Linked DNA regions of Homo sapiens: region 1 is linked to region 2. The links are chromatin contacts, found by Hi-C or POLR2A ChIA-PET in ENCODE. All regions are on one chromosome and are shown on one strand. Each heading gives the region's core, a stretch centred on a gene start or an enhancer-like site at or near the end of the contact. The rest is flanking DNA. Distances are from core to core; before and after follow the strand shown. Region 1 holds the start of NXN (nucleoredoxin). Region 2 holds the start of RILP (Rab interacting lysosomal protein).

Region 1 (2,852 bases), core at 68-2,567, 670 kb after region 2:
TGTGGCTGGGCCCGGATCTGCACCTGCTTCGTGCACCAGTGGGTTGGGTTGGGGGGAGGCGCTGCGTGGCCAGAGTACTCGCCACGGACCACCTGTTTTTTTGTTTTTTTTGAGACGGAGTCTTGCTCTGTTGCCCAGGCTGGAGTGCAATGGAGCGATCTCGGCTCACTGCAGCCTCCGTCTCCCGGCTTCACGCCATTCTCCTACCTCAGCCTCCTGAGTTGCTCGGATTACAGGTGCCTGCCACTACACCCCGCTAATTTTTGTATTTTTAGTAGAGGCGGGGGGGGGGTGTCACCATATTGGCCAGGCTGGTCTCGAACTCCTGACCTTGTGATCCACCCACCTCGGCCTCCCAAAGTGCTGGGAATTCAGGCGTGAGCCACCGCGCCCGGCCCAGACCACCTGTTTAATCCAGCTTCTCCCTAAGCATTGGGGAGCATCCTGCCAGCTGGTAGGAAAAAAAAAATCTCTAGAAATGTTCTCAACTATCCATAGACTTGACATGAGGATGGAGCGGATTCAGGAGCGCGGCCAGCATTGGTCTGGAGGCCCCGCGGCGTCCTTTGCATCCATTTGTGGGGCTGGAAGACAGATTCGCTGGGGGGAGAGGCCCCGGCGACCCCTGGACGGAAATCCCACACTGAGACCTGGCACCCTAACCAGACCCCACCAGAAGCTGCGAGGGCGTCCTCGGCCCCCTTAGAACAGCTTGGAACACACAGAGGAGTCAGTGTCCAGCCAGGCCCGGCCTGATGCAGTGAGGACGGCGGGTCCTATAAGCATCTCAGGGTCAGTGGGGCCCGGAGCGGCCTAAGGGTCAGGCTTCGTGCAGGGAGAGGAGGAGGGAAAGGCCGGGGAGGAACAGGAAGAGGGTGAAGAGCTCCGCGGGGAGGGGGCGGGATCCCTGGAGGTCTGGAGGGAATTTAGAACTGGGGAGGAGAGAAAATGCGGGCCGGGCTGCAGCCCGGGAAAGCGCCGGCTCAGCGGGCCCTTCTCCTTTCTTCACTTCGGCCGTGGGCTTTCCAGGGAGAGTGCGGCGTTTCGGGTCCGGCTTCTCGCCCAAGCAGTCACCCCGCGCACCGCGGCCGGCAGCTGCGGACCCCGCCTGGGCGGAGAGCTCTGGCCACCGCCGGCCGCAAACGGGGCGTGGCGAGGGCGGAGGGGGCGTGGCGAGGGCGGGCGGAGGGGCGTGGCGAGGGCAGCCGAAGGGGCGTGGCGCGGGCCGCGGAGGGGGCGTGGCAGGGCGGGGGAAGGGGCGTGGCGCGGGCAGGCGGAGGGGGCGTGGCGTGGGCGGCCCTACTGGGCCGGGCTCTGCTCTCCCCAGCGCCTGCCGCCGACGCCGCCGCCTCCTCCCGCCGCGCGGACCGTGGAGCGGGGTCGCAGCCGCCTGCCCGCCCTGCGGTGGGCCAGGATGTCGGGCTTCCTGGAGGAGCTGCTCGGCGAGAAGCTGGTGACGGGCGGCGGCGAGGAGGTGGACGTGCACTCGCTGGGCGCCCGCGGCATCTCGCTGCTGGGTCTCTACTTCGGCTGCAGCCTCAGCGCCCCCTGCGCGCAGCTCAGCGCCAGCCTGGCCGCCTTCTACGGGCGCCTGCGGGGGGACGCGGCGGCCGGGCCGGGGCCGGGAGCGGGGGCCGGGGCGGCGGCGGAGCCCGAGCCGCGGCGGCGCCTGGAGATCGTCTTCGTGTCCTCGGACCAGGACCAGCGGCAGTGGCAGGACTTCGTGCGGGACATGCCGTGGCTGGCGCTGCCCTACAAGGAGAAGCACAGGAAGGTGAGCGGCGCGGGCCTCGCCGGCCCCTGCCCGCCCCCCACGCCCGTTACCCCTGCCCGCCCCCCACGCCCGTTACCCCTGCCCTCCGCCAACCCCGTTGTCCCCCTGCCCGCCCTCCACCCCCCGACCCCTGCCCCCAGTCCCCCGCCCCCCGACCCACTGTCCTCTCCCCGCCCCCCACCCCGCCGTCCCCGCCTCTGCCCCCCCCCCTTCCGCGCTGTGCCCGCACCCTCATCCCAGGACCCCTCTTTGGTTCGAGTGCTGCGCTGCGCCCGCCCTGGAAAGTTGGACCCCCCTCGGCCCCCGGGATCCCGGCTCGAGCCCCTCCGTCCGCACACGCTGGGAGCCTCGGGTGGGGGCGGCTGCGCTCGGGGATCCCGGTTCCGCGACCCCTTCACCCGCGAGCAGAGGCGCCAGGCCCTTCCTGCCTCCGCCGCCGACCCCCGCGGATTCCCACAGTGGGGAGGGGAGGGGAGGGGAGGGCGCACGCCCCCCGCCCGTGGCGCCCAAACCAGCGCGTTTCCTTTCTTTCCGGGAGAAACCTGCCTTCCCGGAGCCCCTTCCCCGGGGACCGGGGACCTGGGGGCCGAGGCCGAGGTCAGGAGAGGCGGCCGGTGACCGTGGCCGTGGCTGTGGCCGAGAAGGGCGCTCACGGCTCCGTCTCCCGCCCCCGCCTCCCCCGCCCCAGGCTGAGTTCGCGGCCACCGGGGAGCTTTGCATTGTCTGGCCGTCCAGCCTCCTCCCCAGACGCCTCCCGGGCGCGGGAACAGCCCGGGCTGTGCAGAGCTCAGCTGCGTGGTGGCCCCTGTGGTCCCGGGGTCTTCGAGTTAAGGGCTGAGCTGACCCCATCGATGCACATTGACTGGAAGAAGGAGGATTTGGGGAAATGGATACTTTGCTGTCAACTTCTCGTGTCTCCCAGTTTGCTGCCGAGTTGAGTTTGGGTTTCTGAGTGTGTCCCTTGGGTGAGGATGTCTGTCTCTGTGATAATAAAGCACATCCAGGACATTTTGTAATGAATGGAGTCAGAAAAAGTTTTGGAGCGCTGTTGCTTCGTGAGTGTATATGATGCAACGTG
Region 2 (2,759 bases), core at 1-2,500:
CTTCATGGGTAAGTGGGAGGAGCCTGGGGATGTGGGGATAGCAGTAGGGATAAGGTGAGGCCATCGCCCTTTGCACTTGGGGCCTGGCTGGCTTGGAGGTGGCGCAGGCTGCATGAGGCAGGAGCCCTGTTAACATTGGCTGTTTCCTTCTCCCCGAAGGTGTTCGGCATGACCCCAACATGAAATATGAGCTACAGCTGGCGAACCCCAAAGAGTTCTACCACGAGGTGCACAGGCCCTCTCACTTCCTCAACTTTGCTCTCCTGCAGGAGGGGGAGGTTTACTCTGCGGATCGGGAGGACCTGTATGCCTGACCGTTTCCCTGCCTCCTGCTTCAGCCTCCCGAGGCCGAAGCCTCAGCCCCTCCAGACAGGCCGCTGACATTCAGCAGTTTGGCCTCTTTCCCTCTGTCTGTGCTTGTGTTGTTGACCTCCTGATGGCTTGTCATCCTGAATAAAATATAATAATAAATTTTGTATAAATAGGAGTTCAGGGGCTGGTTTGTTTTTTTTTTCCCCCCCAAACTCAAATTCTGGATTTAGGTCTAACAGGAGGCTGGACTGGAGCGGTTCACAGCAAGATGCTGGGCTCGGCTGTGAAGGGGGGAGTATGAGGCCCCCTTCCTATTCAGGGCTTTGGGGTAGATAGCCCCTGGACTCAGTGGAGACCTGAGGCAGGGCTGGGCTTTCACACTCCGCTGCCTTGACCACATTTGCTGCTTTTTCCACAAAACTACTTGGAAGCTCTCGCCTCCTTTCCACAGTTTTGGGAGCAGTTGCCCTTTCCCGGGTCTAGGAACTCTGTGGCTTGTGCTGAGCGGCTGCGGTGTCCAGCCCAGCCCTTTAAGCTTTCTGTGTCAGTCCTGGTCAGGAAAACAAGCACACAGGCAGGCAGTTTGTGTACAGCCGGGCGGAGGCCAGAGACCGGCTGCCTACCTGTCACCTCTCGCCTGGAGCGGGCCACTGCCAAGTTGGCCCCATGACTCCAAACGGGCGGAGCCTGGATTGGGCCTGTGGGGAGGGCTCCACTCAAGTGACCACTTGCAGCCCTGAACCTCAGCTCTTGGACGCCTGGCTGGAAGTTGGCTGTCTTGTTTCCTGTGACCTTGGGGGTGGAAAGGACAGAGCCCAGGCGACCTAGGGCACTATCTCCCTACCCCACGCCTTCTCCCTTCCTCGTTCCTCCCTACCCTTATCGCTTCTACCCCGCCCACACCGCCCTAAACGGCTTCCTGGGGCGGAACTGTTTCGCTTTTCCCCGTCCCAGTGGAGGGTGGGGTGGGGGGGTCGCAGCCCTAAGCCTCTGGGAGACATGGAGCCCAGGAGGGCGGCGCCCGGGGTGCCTGGCTGGGGGTCTCGGGAGGCCGCGGGGTCGGCATCGGCCGCGGAGCTTGTGTACCATCTAGCCGGGGCCCTGGGCACTGAGCTGCAGGATCTGGCGCGCCGTTTCGGGCCGGAGGCGGCGGCCGGGCTGGTGCCGCTAGTGGTGCGGGCGCTGGAGCTCTTGGAACAGGCTGCCGTGGGGCCCGCCCCGGACTCGGTGAGTCATGGCCCTCCCTTCGCCACCCACGGGGCCGGCAGGGCCGAAGCCTGAGACCCGGGTCTCCCCAGCTGCAGGTGTCGGCGCAGCCGGCGGAGCAGGAGCTGCGGCGGCTGCGGGAGGAGAACGAGCGCCTCCGCAGGGAGCTGCGCGCGGGGCCACAGGGTAAGCGCAGCCCCGGCCAGGGCAGGGCGGGTGACGACCTGCTCGGGTCCTCCCCTCCCTCCCGCGGGCCGCGCGCCGCCGCCGCTAAGAACGCCCCTTCCTCAGAGGAGCGCGCGCTGCTGCGGCAGCTCAAGGAGGTCACGGACCGACAGCGGGACGAACTCCGGGCGCACAACCGCGACCTGCGGCAGCGCGGCCAGGAGACCGAGGCGGTGAGGGCGGGGCGGGGCTCTGGGGCGGGGCGGGGGCGGAGCGTGGCAGGCGCTGGGCGGGGCTCCGGGGGCGGGGGCGGAGCGAGGCAGGCGCTGGGCGGGGCTCCGGGGGGCCCTCGGTGCCCCGCCCACCCCACCCTTTGCTCCGCTCCCAGTTGCAGGAGCAGCTGCAGCGCCTCCTGCTGGTGAACGCTGAGCTGCGGCACAAGCTGGCGGCCATGCAGACCCAGCTGCGCGCCGCGCAGGACCGCGAGAGGGAGCGCCAGCAGCCTGGCGAAGCCGCGACTCCGCAGGCTAAAGAGCGAGCGCGGGGGCAGGCCGGGCGGCCCGGGCACCAGCACGGACAGGAGCCCGAATGGGCGACCGCCGGCGCAGGCGCCCCAGGGAACCCTGAGGACCCGGTGAGTGCCGTATGAGGGCAAGGACCCAGCCCAGGACGCAGCGTCCAGCCCTCGGTGGGCACTCAAGCAAGGTTTGCATGCTGCACAGCAGGTCGGCCAGGAAGCGGGGAGGTGGCAGACAGATCTGCGCCCCCGGCCGGCCTCGGCCCCCGCTCTCAGCTGGAGCACTGCTCTGTTATCTGTTAGGGCACCCTTGTCCCCCAAGTCTCCCGGCCCGTCACTTCCTCTAGCATTCCCATGATGGCCCTGGGGCGGGGGAACGCCAGCCGAGGCGACCCTCTGACTGTGCCTGTCCTTCCAAAGGCGGAGGCCGCGCAGCAGCTCGGGCGCCCCTCGGAGGCAGGGCAGTGCCGCTTCAGTCGGGAGGAGTTTGAGCAGATCCTTCAGGAGCGGAATGAACTCAAAGCCAAAGTGTTCCTGCTCAAGGAGGAACTGGCCTACT

What was found. Hi-C counts contacts between places; a loop is a spot of excess contacts on that map. ChIA-PET counts read pairs that join two places held with the same protein, here RNA polymerase II (POLR2A). Pooled maps may share reads with other maps.
Region 1: a loop to region 2 is called in a pooled map, with 7 times the contacts of the local background. The contact joins the promoter of NXN here to the promoter of RILP in region 2. A Hi-C loop is called at or near these places in 2 of 50 pooled maps. POLR2A ChIA-PET finds 5 or more read pairs at or near these places in 2 of 52 experiments (GM10248 and PC-9).

The regions. Positions count from the first base shown.
Region 1 is chr17:978,241-981,092 of GRCh38, reverse strand. NXN (nucleoredoxin) reads left to right here and starts at 1,317. Exons shown (of 8, transcript NM_022463.5): 1 at 1,317-1,774. The coding sequence starts at 1,415. RefSeq lists enhancers at 1-44, 1,469-2,404.
Region 2 is chr17:1,648,357-1,651,115 of GRCh38, reverse strand. It overlaps RILP (Rab interacting lysosomal protein), which reads left to right and starts at 1,250. Exons shown (of 8, transcript NM_031430.3): 1 at 1,250-1,539; 2 at 1,611-1,704; 3 at 1,810-1,916; 4 at 2,072-2,317; 5 at 2,621-2,759. The coding sequence starts at 1,312. It overlaps PRPF8 (pre-mRNA processing factor 8), which reads left to right. Exons shown (of 43, transcript NM_006445.4): 42 at 1-8; 43 at 160-487. The coding sequence ends at 314. RefSeq lists an enhancer at 1-13 and a silencer at 1,647-1,941.